Linked DNA regions of Homo sapiens: region 1 is linked to region 2. The links are chromatin loops, found by intact Hi-C in ENCODE. Cell type or tissue: mammary epithelial cell. All regions are shown on one strand. Links, peaks and the distances in the headings refer to the core of each region. The heading gives the core; the rest is flanking DNA.

What was found. Hi-C counts contacts between places; a loop is a spot of excess contacts. Peaks named below come from ENCODE experiments on the same cell type or tissue, not always from the same donor. Only the 100,000 strongest peaks of a DNase experiment are listed, where the experiment ranks them.
Region 1: a loop joins it to region 2, with 7 times the contacts of the local background. A loop is called at or near these places in 2 of 110 quality-filtered maps.

The regions. Positions count from the first base shown.
Region 1 is chr2:146,729,876-146,738,227 of GRCh38, forward strand. No RefSeq gene overlaps it. Among named protein-coding and RNA genes, the nearest start is that of LINC01911, 100 kb to the right of the region's middle. In mammary epithelial cell, for the core only: a CTCF peak has its summit at 4,385 (motif pointing right); no DNase peak of the experiment used is centred there.
Region 2 is chr2:146,870,971-146,879,322 of GRCh38, forward strand. It overlaps LINC01911 (long intergenic non-protein coding RNA 1911), which reads left to right. Exons shown (of 7, transcript NR_187170.1): 7 at 6,952-7,250. Among named protein-coding and RNA genes, the nearest start is that of LINC01911, 37 kb to the left of the region's middle. In mammary epithelial cell, for the core only: a CTCF peak has its summit at 3,632; a DNase peak (open chromatin) is centred at 3,531; H3K27ac peaks cover 783 bases.

The DNA of each region.
Region 1 (8,352 bases), core at 130-8,129, 140 kb before region 2:
TATGAAAAAATGTTTCAAAGAATATTTAATCACATGGGAAAATTACCATGGCACGAGCAGCTATATATATGGGTCTGATTTTATAATTTTCTCTGGGTAATAATACTGTAATTTTTTCCTTTAACCATGTCTATATGTTTATATTTTCTAATATGAAAAAATATTTGTAATCATAAAAATCCATATAATTGTAAAATAAATATTCATAAAACCACGTGTAAGCCCTGAACTAAGCTGACACAGCTTTTACATCTTTGTCTGACGTGCCACACCTTTGATTATTTTAGCTAACATTAACTTGTCACCTTCCCATTAACAGAGCTGTCAAAAATTTCACCTTTGGTATTATCTACTCTAGTATTTTAACATGTCTGATTATCATCATTATTAATAATTACAATTCTGTAAAATTTGATCATTTTAAGTCACAACACTATTCCTTCAGCAAACATTTACTCTGAGTCTAGTATTTGTCAGGCACTGTTCCAGGCACTGGGGCATAAAACATAAATAAACAGAGTCCCCGCTGTAATAGAGCTCAGAATTCCAGGCTAACAAAGAAAGAAAAAGAGGGCATAATCTCAAAGGTGTCTACTAGCAATGCCACCTCATGAAACAAAGACAAATATTTTTAGGCCTACAAAATATTCAATTACCAGATCAAATCAAATAAAATGTCAATACTCAACAATTTGACCTAGAAAATGGCATTTTCTTATGTTTTAATTTAACTTTTTTTCAGATTTGTATTTTAGAGACAAAACAGACATTTGAGGGTATATATTTAATTCTCTTCTTTCACAGGTCATGAAACTGTGGGGGGGTGGGCGGGGAGCGGAAAGTGTTGTCCAAGTCAAAAAGCTAGTGAATCAGAGAAAGTAGAAAACAGATATTGTGCACAAATTCAATTAAGGGTCCCCTTTCTTTAGTTATCAGTAATATAAAGGAAGACTTAGATTCAGATTTTAAAAACCAAATATAATAGAATTGCTATAACTTACAAAACCCATTACTTTTCTCCAAATTTTCATGAATACAGTAAACAGTCTGACTCTTAGATTCAGTGCTCAAAGCTAGGGAAAAAGAAATTGAACAAAAACATAATATGCATGTTATAGGATGCTAAAGAAGAAGTTTCGCAAATGCTGTGACTGTCCTCTACTTGCTTACAGTGTATATAAATCCCAAATGGAAAGTAAAAGCATGAGCCATAGAAATACCATTGATTAAGATCATAGTTTAAATGCTGTTCTTTCAGTAGCTGCATGCACAATGACTCAAAACTTTGAAATTTATAAATAAATTCAAATGCAAATATAGAGCCATACTAATATGAACTATTGTGCTGTGTGGTATAGAATATTATAGCCTGTTTATGTGAGAAGAAAGGGAAATTGATGAACAGCTAGCCAGACTGTTGTTTTTTTTGTGAAAAAAGTTGAGTTGCTAACTACAGACCCACATTGTAGCTATATCTGATTATTTTTAATTTTTCAAATATGCTTATATCTAAGTTAATGTTTCATAATATTAACATAATTAATTTTAATGAGTAGAATTGGCTTTTCTCAACAAATCTTCTTTCCTTTAGCAAATCCTAAGACCTTTCCACTATTAGAAAAGTTTTTTAAGTTTCCTTTTTAACTAACTAGCTAATCAATTGATTAATTAATTCCACAATAGTTTACGAAACAGCAAGTGGAGTAAGCATTTGGGTGGGATATTGGCAATGGAAAGGTGAATAAGGGGGCTGGATCCCGGCTTCCTACAGGTCCACAGATAGTCTTGGGCTACACTGATAATATTGTTGTTTGTAATATACTGGTTCTCATTCTCATTAGAAAGGTAATAAGCTAGGCAGATGCTAATGCCTATATTAAAAAGTGTTACTTTATTCATCTTTGAAGTATTATCCTTCAGTGATACATATGATTAATAACATTAACTCATGTTATGAATAAGTAATCAAGAAACTATTTTAAAGAGCAGCAAAATCAGCAAAATAGAGGTTATCTTAAAAACCAGTTCATGTCTAAAAGACCAGCATTTAGGAATATTTATAGACTTGAATAAATTAAGTTTCTTATAAACTAAGGCTAGAGCCTTCTGGTTGCTAAAATTTAGTGTTCCTTCTAGTACATTATGTCATATAACTTTCATTTTCTATTATGTGTTCTGATATTTACAAAATAAACTTTTAGAAAATTATTTAAATTAAATTATAAGTTAATTTTAGAATTCTGTGAATGCTAATTTTAGGCCATCAGGAAAATGCAAGCTGAATGGAAAGATAATAAATAAATAAAATAAACTCACATATTAAACTGATTAATTCAATAATTTTATTTATTTATTTATTTTTGCTTTTGGCTGAGTTATGTCAAGTAAAAATTTTAGAAGAATGTCCGGACTGTATAACTCCTGAGCCTCATATATTTGAAAATGTCATTGCCTTGCCTTAGGTCAACTACATGCTGTGTAGCTAAAGAATTCTCAGTTTATACCATCAACTGTAGATTTTCTTGTTCTTAGTCATTATCAATGTTTTTTTCTCATACATGGTGATATCAATCATTTGTATTGTTGGATTCAAATCCTCAATAAACTTTTATCTTATTCAAATTCTTCATGAATCTTCTGTATGACTATCTTCATTATTATAGTTTTCTTAGGCTTTCTTATTTTCTTGATTTGTTATTTATAGCACTGATTATGATGATAATCATGATATAATGATAATCAATATTATAATTCATGTGATAAATACTATTAAGCTATTTATTACTATTAAAACACTGAAAGCACCTCCAAATTTTTAAAAACATGGCCAAAGAAATGTTGATCCTTACATGAGCATATATATATATACTATTAATAGGGTGTATATATTATTATGAGTTTCATTTGTATTATACATTTACATGAGTACATATATACATGAGTATATATATACTCTTTAGAGTATATATAAGCTTTTTAGAAATTTGATCCAACGGGTCGGTGGTACAAGATACCAGCAACTGTTATATATATTCATATACTAGAGTTTTGAACATTTGATTAACAGAAAAATTTTCCTGGTACAATGTCAAAAGATATAAATATATATATACAATATGATTACAAGTATAAACGTGTATATATATTCATATATATTTTCTCTATATACATTGTAATTATTTGTAAAGATATTCTTCGCATGAATGAAAATACTGAATTCAAACACACCAAACACACACACTTGTCCATTATCCCAAGGACGTGTGGGAAGGAGAGGTTCTAACAGGTGACATACTTTTCTCTCTTTAATTGTTACTATATTATTTATAATGAGCACATGCCTCTTGCTTATATTGAAATGGTATTAATAAAAAGCAAATCTATATTATAACTATTAAAAAAAACCTTTAACTATGGGGTAAGTGACATTTGTCAAAGAAAGAAAATATCCAATAGAAAAAAACAAACGCAAATGCTTTTAAAACCACAGCAAAGTAACACTTTTCCAAGAAGGATACAATTTTTGAGAAGTCACTGTGTAATCAGATTAACTTCTGTATACACTGGGAGAAGGGAGGTATATGTTAAGTGAACTCCCCTCCTTATATAACAGTCATGGCCAATTATGACACTGAAATAGCATTTTATTTTAAATGATTTATCAATTTCACTGTAAGCATTCACAATTATTCCCTTACATTATTGTACATTTTAATCAAGAGTGCATATTTAACTCCAACATTCTTTTGTCTAGTAGGGTTACTGTTATTCTTTCAGCTGGAGTTATTGCTTCTGTTTTTTAGAAGGTCTGGTATTCCCCAAACAGCAGTAAAGTGAGCAGGATATCTGCCTTCTACAGAAATGTTTTTCATTCATAGGACTTCATGCTCAAGTTCAGGGCAGTTTCATTTATGGGAAAAATTATTTTTATTGTTGTTCTGAATCACTTAGTGTTTATTCAAAATTTCCCTAAATCTCAGAATATTCTTGATATTTATGACTTTGGAGCATAATGAAATTATTCCCACGGTCCAGGAAAACCACTAGACTAATAATAGAATGCTGTGTTTGTGTGCTGATGAGCTCTGTGTCCCCAGAAGCTTAATTTGGTGTAGTCATTTATTATAACTTAACAGAAACATTGATATAGGTTTCTTGACTCAATAAAGGAAGCCACAGTTATTGGAATATGAAAATATACAGTGGGAATGTATTAATTTTTGCACATGAATGTCTTCTTTAGGTTTAATAAAGTTGCTCTAAAAGCTCTTTAGAAATATGATGCAACGGGTTGGTGGTACAAGTTACCAGCAACTATTAGCTTGTGGTTGCTCAACACATACAATATAACAGCAGAATATTTGTAGCATCATATTACCACATGAGGGTGCTATCTCCCCAAAAATGTTATCTGTAAAGTGAGCCGACCACCGCTAGGAAAGATTGTTTTGCTATTTTTTTCCGTATACATTTTGGAAGACAAGAAATGATTTGTTAGAATAAACACATTCTGTAGGAAAAAAATAAATAAAATAAAAGTCTCAGCCTTAACACCAAAGGACTAATACTCTTTCTATAACTATATAGTATGAATCAGGCATACAAAAGATACCTTTGATTTAAAAATATGGATCTACATGAAGGTTTATAAGTGTTAGGCAAAGCGTGATCCATGGACGACCTATACTGTAGTAGTAGAGAGACATTAGAGGTTCACGCTCATTAAATAAGCATACCTCTGTGCCTTACTCTGACCTACAAAATCAGAATATCTACAGGTCAGCCCCAGTAATCTTCATTTTTATGTTGCTCCTCAGGTAATTCTCATGCGTTTTAACATTTAAGAAGCACTGGTATGAAGTCATTTTAAAATTGTTATTCTTGTAAACATTGACCCACTTGAATGTTTAAACCCAATAAACTAGGTGATTCTTTGACAACCATGTCATCAACTTTTGCAAGCAGTTCAATCATAAGGGAATCTTTTCTAAAGTACAACTGAAAATTCTCACCTAACATTCTTACATGTTTTGCGGAGAAAATAAATGTAACATCTGCTCTCTGAGACAATAGAGAATTTTACTCACCTTGCCAGCTCATTGACTTTTTGTTATCACTTTCCCTTTGACCTAGTTCAGTAAACAAAAGATAACCCCATGTTTCAACAAGTAAACTTCACACTTGATGCTTTGTCATTTCCAGAAAATTGCACGAATTTGGAAAAGTTTAAGAACTTATACAATAGAAATATGTCCTGTAAAATAGAACTGTAATTATAATTGTATATTCTGTAGAAAATGATTTATACTCGAGAAAATTTAAAACTTAGGTTTAGCAGTAAGTAATGTCTGGTAAAAATATTTAACAGCATACCTAGATTTGATCTTAAAAGCCCAAAGTTATGCTTATTATCCAAAGACTTTTGTGGATGAAATTTTATTTCCCTACAAAAGAGAAAATAAGGCAAGAGAACAGGTTGTAGTAGCTGAACTCTGAGCTTAGGCAAAGGTTGATATTACAAGATGAGTTTTGTATGCAATGAGGTGGTCTCCAGGGTCCATTTAATGTCCATATCAATAAAACTGGCATATACATGCATATATATGTAGATACACATAAATCTAATCTCATATATAGATATATATACTTAGACATATGGCTGTTCATTTAGCCTTATTTGTACATAGATATATGCCTATTAATAGAAAACAAATATGCAACGTAAGACTTCAAGTGGGATGTACAAGCCTCACCTCCCATCCAATGCACATCTCATTTGATAATTTTCTACACAGTTAACCATCTGCCTTCTACTTCAGCTCTCCCTGGAAAAGGAAGCTTCCTACTATTATAGACCATACAGTTAAAAATATTAATTGTATAGAATATTGAAGACAACTTTTCAAATGTTGAACCTGCATCAGCATTTTTCACCTATTGTTACTATTCTTTCTGAATCTACTCATTATAAGATTAATTCATTTTTAACACCTCAAACATGTGAAGTATATTAATTTAATTCAACTTTTCCAATTTCCTACTCTATTATATCTATGATCTCTAAATTATTTTTGAAAACTTTTAAACATTCTCTTCAGAATCTTCTTGATACACAGATGTTTTTCAAGTGTCCTCTTCAAAGGCGTGAATGCAAAATGAAAAGTTTGTGCTGGTGCAGGAAACAGAGGGTTTTTATATTTCTTTTTCTGGACCCCATTCCTATAAACTTGGATGTTTTTCTTTTTTAGAGGCCTCACAATTATGAACATTTTACCTGGTTATGTTATACTCTACATCCGTTTCACAGTACCTTTATTTACTCATCCTTTAATTTGTTCCCATAACGATGCTTTTATTCAGAAATAATTACTGCACACCTACTATATGCCAACACTATTCTCAGAGTGAGGGACAGAACAGTGAACAAAACAGGAAGAAGTCCTTGTCATTATGGAATTTATGTCAGGGGAAATAAAGATAATAAAATATATAAATTATATTTTAGTTCAGAGGGTAATATATGTCATGGAGAAAAGTTAAGTATGGAAGCAAGTTTTCATTAGGTGGAATAGAAATTTTAAATAAAGGAATTGAGACCGTTTCACTTAGAGAGTCATATCCGAATAAAAAATTGAAGGATATAAAGGAGTGAGCCACAAAGAGATCTCAGAGAAAAGCATTATAGGCAACATGCAGATGGCTGAGGCAAGATCAGGTCTGGAACAGGCCTGGAATAGAAGGGGTCACTGTGGCAGCAGAAATTACATTAGGTCAGAAATGGAATGCAGTAGTAGCGACTTGAAGAATATTGTAAAGAGACGATAGGAGTACATCCTGAGTGAGAAGGTACACCATTAGAAGATTGTGGGCTGAGAAGTAATATCTATTTAAATGTAAGATAGATTATTGAACTATAGCATTCAAAGTACATTGAATGCTGCAAGGGTGGACACAGGAAAACAGTTGCGAGGCTACTGCAATATCCAGGTGAGAGATGAGGGTAGAGCTGATCAGAGTGCCAGTATTGGGGATGTTGAAAACCTAGGAATCAGAAATCTTCAGGTAATTTTCTGACTAATTAGATTTGAGGTGTTAGAAAACGTGAGGAATCAAGGATGACTCCAATTTTTTTTGTCCTGAACTGCAGGAAGAATGGAAGTACCATTAACTAAGGTGAGAAAACTAAAGTTAGTTAAGTTTTGAAGAGAAATTTAGGAATTCAGTCAGGTTAAGTATGAGAAATCTAGTGGAAATTCAAGTGGAGAATTCATATCCCAGTAGGCTGCTGAATATATTAACCCAGAGTTCAGAGACAGGTGTAGGCTTGAGACTTAAAAATGGAGAAGTTCCCATACATAAAGGAACCAATGCTATGAATCAGAACTCACTCACAAAAGGAAGGAGTGGAGATGAAAACGGAGGTACAGAAACTGAGGCTCTCCAATTTTCAGAGGTACAGGAGATGAGGGTGAACTAACTAGTAACAGAGGTTGAGAAATGGTCTGTAGAGCAGGAGGAAAATCAGGAGAGTGCTATTTCCTGAAGGCAAGTGAAGAACACATTTCAAGGAGGAGATGTACTATCAAAGCTGGTTTTATTTCAGGCTGAATAGCACGGATTACTGTTAATCATCTTGTTCAATTCTACCCAGAATTCTAGGCTGTCAAGTTAGTTTGAATCTTGAGTCTGCAATTCACAACTTTTCAAGGAATACAAGTTCTTGTTCTTTTTTTTTTTTAAAGAAAATTCTCCATTAAGCATCATCTTTAAAATTAAAAAAATCCTCTTAACTCATATCTTGTTAGTTTTTTTTACATCAAATCTGTTCAAATTTTAACTTCGACAGTGCATATATTAACTTTTTCTCCCAGCTTTGTGTCACCTGATAATTTGATAAGCTTGCCTTCTATGAATTCATTCATTCAAGTCATTGAGAAAAATATAGAACATGACATAGCTCAACATATAATCTGATTTTATAGAATGCTGTAACTTCCCATCTATTTAGTGAATATATTTTAAGTAAAGTTATTTACTTAGCTATACATCCACCTAATTGTTCTAAATGTTGCATTCAAGGCTATTCCTCTTCAGCAGTAAAAGTCTAAATGTCAATTTTTTAGCTTTAAGAGGCCTTGAATGACCAGGCGTGGTGGCTCAAGCTTGTAATCCCAGCACTTGGGGAGGCCAAGGCAGGCGGATCATGAGGTCAAGAGATGAAGACCATCCTGGCCAACATGGCGAAACCTTGACTCTACTAAAAATACAAACATTAGCTGGGTATGGTGGCACGCGCCTGTAGTCCCAGCTACTCGGGAGGCTGAGGCAGGAGAATCACTTGAGCCTAGGAGG
Region 2 (8,352 bases), core at 306-8,305:
GTGAAAGAGGGATGCAAGAGAGTTAGAGGCAAAGAAGATGTGCAGAAGTTGAGTGACATGGCTGTGAGCCAAGGATGGTCAGAAGCCTTTAGAACAGGGGTGTCCAATTTTTTGGCTTCCCTGGACCATATTAGAAGGATTGTCTGGGCCCGCACATAAAATATATTAACACTAATGATAGCTGAAGAGCTTTAAAAAAAATCGCAAAAAAAAAATCTCACAATGTTTTAAGTTTACACATTTGTGTTGGGCCGCATTAAAAGCCATCCTGCACCACGTGTGCCCTGCGGGTTGGACAAGCTTGCTCTAGAAGCTGGAAAAGGCAAGGACACAATCTCCCTAGACTTTCCAGAGGGAACATAGCTCTGCTGATATTTTTAGTCCTATAAGACTCCTAACTTGTAGAGCTCTTAAGATAATATGTTTGAAACCATTAAGTTTGTAGTCATTTGTTAAGTAGTAGGAAACTGATGTCCCTTCTTTTCCTAAACAGGCCAGAGATTCTATATCTGTCCAAAGCCTCTCACAAAGGGTGTCTACAACTCCAAATTTCTTCTTCTCCTTTTTTTTTTTTTTTTTTTTTTTTTTTTTGAGGTGGAGTCTCACTCTTGTTGCACAGGCTAGAGTACAATGGCATGATCTTGGCTCATTAAAACCTCTGTCTCCCAGGTTTAAGTGATTCTCCTGCCTCAGCCTCCTGAGTAGCTGGGATTACAGGTGCCCACCACCATGCTTGGCTAATTTTTGTATTTTTAGTGGAGACGGGGTTTCATCATGTTGGCCAGGCTGGTGTCGAACTCCTGACCTCAGGTGATCCACCTGCCTCGGCCTCCCAAAGTGCTTGGATTACAGGTGTGAGCCACGGCGCCCAACCTACAACTCCAAAATTCTGTAGTTATTTCTGGTTAATTTTATAAAAGATAACCTTACTGTACTTTAGCTGTTTTGCTGTAAGTTCCCATAGTAGTAATTTTGCAATGGAAGAACTAGTCCCCAACGTATTCACCACTTATTTGTTCGCTTATCTTTTCACAGTGGCATTTGAGAATGTAAATTATGTTTGTCTTTTTCACAGCTGTATCCTTAGCACAAGTTCAGTGCCTGACATACAGTAGGTATGCCCTATTCCAGCATTTTTTTTAAGTATTAAATCTCCTTGCTTCACTCTTAAGAACACAAACAAGAGAGATGGAACATAGATTTCCTTTTCAAGTTCATAATGACCCAAGAAAAGAAGGTCTAAGTAACAATCCTGTCACTGTTCCCAAGGGCCTTCTCTTATGTCAATAATTTTTGTTAACCTAACTCAGCAGTTATCCCTCTCATGCTATGAAACTGTCTCCTCATTGGTAAAATGAGGGCAAATGAGACAAGAGCAAAATTCTAGACTTCCTGAAAATTGGGCTATGAGATAAGGGAAGGAGTTTGTGAAAGTTTTCATTTAATTTAAAGAAACAAGAGAACATGGTAAGAATTGTACCTGGATGGTTATGCAGCAACAATACTTTTTCAACATGAAACTTAACACACTTTCCAGAAAACTGCAAGTACTATACAGGTGACCCTTGAACAACACAGGTTTGAACTGTATGGGTCCACTTACTGACATTTCATCTTCCTCAGTAGTCTGCAAGGTAGACAGAACTTGGAGCTATTCATCTATAGGTGCCTCAATTTGATTATCTAGATGAGGGTATAACAGCTACAAATTTCCTCTCATATACATTTCCACAGCCCTTATCAGCTAGTCATAGGACTGAGCCCAAATGGAAATCACATTCCAGGAATAGCCCCATATGGCTTATGTGCCAGATAGGCTTGAAATCATCAAGCCATACAAACAGGCAATACTGGCTCACACTAACATTTCCACAGTGTTACTTTTTCTAACTCTTCGTGGCATCAATGGTGTTATACGTGGGTATATTGATATAAACAAATTGTACACATAACATATTGAACTCTTAGTAGTATAGATGATATGACTTATAGAAAATGCTTCAGAACTTCCAGCTTATAGAACCTATATAAAAGCCCATTTTCTCCTTCATTGACACTTAATGCAGACAAAAAGAAGTTAACTGCTTCCCCACTTCTCCAAAATTGTTATGAAGGACATTGAGATACCATGTGTTTATTATTATGAATATATTTAGGTTTAAAAAATTCATGGAGCATCATGGGATTTTCAGCTTTAATCATGAGACTGGCTTTTGCCAGGACCTTACTGAAGAACCCAACAAAACTGCCCAAGCTGATGAAAAACAACTTCTCTGGCAACAAAGCTCTTAATCTTCCAAACCACAAGTTCATAACCAGAAAAATCACAACTTGATTCTATCATAACCAGAAAAATATTTACCCTCAAATTGCTTCAATACTCCGAATTCATCAACAAAGTGTCATGTCAAACGTCTAGTTTTGCTTCCTTTATTAAAGGTTTTCCTGATGTATGAAAAGTCATTTCAATTAAAATGGAAATGAATACCTAATATATATATATTAATTACTCTCTAAAGTCTCACTGCTTCTCCATATAAACTTTAAATTTTTTTTCATAAATTCATCATAAATTTTAAGTAATGGTTATAGAAAATGAGATATTCAACATGATGGGGAAGTAGCACTCTCCTCTATCTTTAACCCTATCAGTTTGAAATTATCAGAAATATTTATATTTATTATAGCTCTTTCTCTAAACTTAGCTTTTATTTTGCAGCAAATAAAGGCACAGTATCATTTTCCTCATACCTAATGTATATCTAGTCTATTCAGCCATAGTCTTTTATTTCATCCTTGCAATGACCGTTTCATTGGAACACCTGAGAAGAAAAGTGACTCACCTCCCAGTGAGATACTATGCCAAGGTTCAAACCACCATTAACACACTGTCCCCATGGCTTTGGAGAGAAAACTAGGTCACAGTGATAATGGAAAGGAAAGAAATCGAGTAGTCAAGTCTGACTTTTCTATCAGCCTCATAGGGCTCTGAGTCAAGGTTTATGCACCAGCACTAAACCTTCTGAGAAAGCAGCTACCCATTCTGAGATGGGACTGCACGTGTTAGATGGGGTCCTTGAATGAGCAGCCACTACTACAATGACAGTGTGCAGCCAGCATCTGGGACAGCTCAGATTCCTTGCTCCATCTGTACACTGAGTCAGACTCAGGTGAAGGAGACCTAAATGATAAAGAAAGTATTCAGGGATGACAGCCAAAGGGAGGGCCAGGTCTCCTGGGAAACTTGGGGTTTAGGCCTTATGAAGACAGGTTCTTATTAACAAGAAGTCATTCTAGTTTCCTTCCTGAAGGAGGAATGTAGATTCAGATACTGACAGATTTTAATTTTCTCAAGATTACTGAGTCTACAGAACCACTTTAATGTGGCTTTTTGCCACATTTATAGCACAGAACAGGTCGGCTGTCCTCTGTTCTCGGATTTCTTTTCCTACTTGGCAATTCCATTTCCTCCTGACTCAAATGTGCTTCCTCTCTTTGGGAAGGCACAGGATGCCACTGACTCAGCACCAGAAGAATGTGTGCTTTGGGTTGTTTCGCCAACCACGGGCATGAGCTGAGTGAAAGAAGGAAGTAAAGGAAGAGGTGGGGCACCCACTGCTGGCTCAGCTTCTACCTCCTTCACTTGCAAGCTGCCTAACCTTGGGCAAATCATGCTGGTGTCTTATACCCTGTGTTTGTAGAAAATGAGAGTGGGGGAGGTGACAACATCTCGCCTTTGAAGCAGAGGTGGTTAATACTATGGGCTTCTGGAAGTCCCTTCCAAGTTAAAGTCCAAAAGTATGAAAGTAGTAATATCTAATATAATTAACTGTCTATTGTGTTCCAAGGTCCTTGTTGATCACCTTACATAAAATATCTCGATTCCTCACAAGATCCTACATGGTGGGTATCACTGGCCACATTTTTCAGAGAAAAACTCTCAGAAGAAAGTTGAATAAATTACAGTGGTTGGGTAAAGCTTTCAGTTCTTGGTGTATATGACTCCCAAATTTGTTTTCTGTCCTTTGTGCAAGGCTGTTCTTAGGTCTATGATATATACTATATGTGATCAATGTTCCCTGTAATTCTTTCAGGTTGACAGTAGCCAGCCATGTTTCATGAACAACAGCCTTTGATGGCTGAGTATGCATGAGAGGAATTTCATGTTGCAATTAAAATTATAATAAGATTAATCAGACACATATTTAATGATATGTATAACAGCTATTGTGCTACACATCATTAGGCAAAAGTGGTAAGCCATTCAAATGAATGAAAATAATTATTTTTACACTGCTGAAGCATGCATGGCTGTAATCAGACAGGAATTGAGATGAGATGAAAAAACTGTTAGAATAAAAATATAAAAATAATTGTTCTATTTATTAAATGTACTGCTAATCTCCAAGCATTATGCTAGGTATTTTATATGTGTTATCTCATTTAATCCCCCTAACAACAATATGAGAAATATATATATATTTTTAACAGATGAGGAAACTGAGGCTCAGGGAAGTTGAGAAAATTTTTCAGGGTTGTTAATCTAGTAGAGATTGGGATGAAATGCCAATATAGGAAATGTCACATAACATCATTTCTCTTATGCACTGTGCCCCTCAGCCACCTCTAAATGGAAGAACCACTCACTCATTCTTCCCTCTCATTTCACCAGGTTTGCTTTTAATAGGATGCACTGCTTTACCTTCAACTAAATTGGTGTTAGAATGCCACTGTTCATTCTGCCTGTATTACTAGTTGTAATATGTAGGTGTTATGGACTGAATGTGTCCAGAAAATTCATATATAGAAGCCCTATCTCCCAACGTGATAGTATTTGGAAGTAGGGCTCTTGGGAGGTAATTGAGTTTAGATTAGGTCCTGAAAGTGGGACCCTCATGATGGGATTACTGCCACTATAAGGAAATGAAGAAACACAAGATCTTCACCCCAGCCCTGCAGCTGTCTATAAGCCAGGAAAAAGGCTCTCACCAGGAACCAGATACGCTGGTATCTTGAACTTGGGCTTCCAGTCTCCAGAACTGTGAGAAATAAATGTCTGTTGTTTAAACCACCCAGGATATGGTATTTTGCTATAGTGTCCTGAGCCGACCAAGACAATGAGTGACTTTCTAATCTCCTGTTCCATAAACAGAACTCCATTAATTTTTTACTAGGAGGGGAAAAAGCGGGGAGGAATGTATTAGTTAGGAAAGGCTAATTTATGCTTAGGATTTTGTAACACACGGATACAAAATTTCAGTGGCTTAGAGTTACAAATTATGTTCCATGTCTATCATTGAGAAATTGAGGTTGGGAAGGCCATCTCTCCCAGCGCTGGACAAATGCTGTTCCCAACGGTTCCCAAATGGAACAGTGCCGGTTATCTTAGCAGAGCAAAGAGAGGACTGCAAAACCTTTGCTCTCTCCTCAATGCTACATGCCAGAGAAAGTGAGGTTCAGGTCAGCCAGAAACCCATTTGGGATCAGCACCCCAGTAGTTCAGCAGACAAGAAGTTTTCTTATTGATTAAAATAGACATCTGGAAATGAATAAAAATTCCAAAGAGAAACTTCACTAGCTTTGCAATTTTTCTTTGAAATCTGCTCTGACTTTACAGGTCAATTCAGGTATCACTTAACATTGTCCATTCTCTCTCCTGTCTCCATCCTTTCTTCACCACCAATGTCTAGGACTCTGAGACTAAGCAGGGAAGAGTGTTGAGATACCCTGATAGGTACATTGTAGTGCTTTGCATGTCCTCATAGACACAAACAGCATTTGTTTACAAAGTGTATTGTTCCCTTAGTGGTGGGGAATATCTATAGATTTGTGGAAACTTCTTGTATCCTAGGATATGCCCAATCACAATGCTTGTCTTGGTAAGACAGAAAACTAAATGGTCTGAAGTAGGGATAAATATTGACTTGGTTAATCTGCTGCATGCATGCACTGATATGAAAAATAAGTACCAAGGGGTTCTGAATTTATTTATGTTTCTAGATAAATAGAATACATATATTGAACTTAATACCAAGAATAAGTAGCAGTGACTAACTTCCTTTCCTGTCAGTCAGTTAAGCAATATTATTGACAATGTATGTACTGAACATTTCACAGTACAGAGGGGGTGGGTCTGAGCCAGGGATCCAAAGGCCCAAGGCATCTACCTCCAATTAGGTGATGTGATATTTCTGGACCTCAATTTCTTAATGCAAACAGTAAGAATGAATGAGATATATCTCAGGTCCTCAGGAACCATAACACAGTATTATCTCTTCTCAGGCTTAAATTACATTGCAAAAGTTTTTGTTAGTTTTGGTAGGTGAAAGCTTCCAGGAAGAGGATGAAGAGGAGGAAGGAAGAAACACTTATGTTCCCAGTCTGATAAAGGATGTCAGGTTTGCGTGAGAAAAATAATAAAGATGGTTTTGGCTTGCAAAGATTCAATGGACTAGAATCCATGCAGTATAAAGGTGGCACTGCAGAGTTAAGATGCTTTAGATTTCCCTAGGGAGTTGGGTCAGATGGACTGTTTTGGCCTCAACTTCTTTACTCCTTCCTTTGATGCATTTCTTTTGTCTAGGGAGGATGATTTAAAGAGTAGTTACTGATAGAGACAGAGTCACTAAAAGCTACTGGGAACAGGCTCTCCCAGCATTAGTAAGGTTTTACAATTCTAGTGCTGAAAAGGAATCTTTTCTATTTGAGCCTAGGTCCATGACACCAGCTGACATATCTCTCTTTGCCTTTCTCCTGCCTGCTTTATTCTAAGTTCACTCCTTTTCTTGTACCTCTGCCTCCGAATTTCCAGTACAAAGCTCTTTCTGATAATTATGTTTGCACTCCTCTGTGCCACTACTGTGACCCAACAATGAAGTGTGACCATTCTGACTTCCAGATTGCCAGCTCAAAATATCAATTCTGTTGATCTGTTTTTTCTTCTACGCTCAGAAGACCTGGAACCATGGTAGGAAGTGGGACAGGGAGCATTTGGACAAGCTGTTCAAGAACTGATCATGCTCATGTGTATGGGAAAACAGATGGAGGAAGAGAAATTCCTGAAGAGCACAAGACTGGTGGGGCAAGGAACAAGCCTACTGAGATGAGTTGCAGATTTGAAGATGGGAGAAATGGTTTCGTTGTCTACCATGTAAAAACTCATTTATGCAAGATGCTTGATATCTGAATTTCAATTTCTTCATTATCAAAATGAATATTAAAAATACTCTACTTCTTAGAGTTGTCAAAAAGATACGGAGATGTGAATAATTTGAAATTATTATCTATATGTAAAGTATTACTATATTTACTATCCTTATCAAATATTTATCCTACTGTCTAACACATTAAATGGACAAAATAGAACATTTGAAGGGTGTAGATCTTGAAAGTTTAATTTTACATAAAAAAGGCCAGAAACCTTTCCTAAGAAAAATGTACATATTGCAAAATGTAGCATATGATTTCAATGGGGCCCACAAACCTTTGAAGGCTAGCTGTGGATCTTCAGAGTGAAACAAAACAAAGTAAAATGCCCTAAGATATGAAAAGCTTACCTTTAAGTAGAAATATTCTGGGTACTTTTCTTCTTTTAAATTATCAACTTTATTGTATGATTTGTTCTATAGATTATCTATTTATTGTTCATTTCTAAACCTTAGGATTCCGAAATCTTCAGCAAAATAAATTACTCAACAGGTAACTAATAGTGTGGCTGAAGGAGGGACAGGAGTTGTTTTGATTATTTCATTTGTTTCTATGAGACCTGTTTGGAAAGCTAGGCTGGCAGAAGCACAGCATTTTTACAGATACCCCATCAACTAAAAATGCATATGTATAGAAAAAGAGAGATCACTGATATTATATATATAATACACATGCATGCATGCATATATACACATAATGTATACATATGAACATATATGCATGTGTATACATATAGATATATGAAATATAGATCTATATCTACATTATATATTATGTATTAGGAAATACAGATGTATAAAATGAAAGTATTTTAGTAAATGGCTGAATCTAGAATTCCCAAGTAAAGCTGTAATTGTCACTTCCCTCTTTATTCTGTGCAGATACTAAGGAACCATTATCAAAGGGCCAGTAATCCTTTGGCCATTTTTTTATTTTTCATTTTCTAAGGATAGCTTGTTTTGTAAGTTTCCTCTATGTTATTGGCATTATGTTACTGGAAAGCTTTTAATTCAATAAATATTTGGCAAGTATATATTGTGCCAAGAATAGAGATATTAATTTTTAGAAAGACTCAAGCATGAGACATAAACGTTTGAAAGAATGAGTCGTACTTTGGAAAGTACAATATAACAAGAGCAGTGCCTA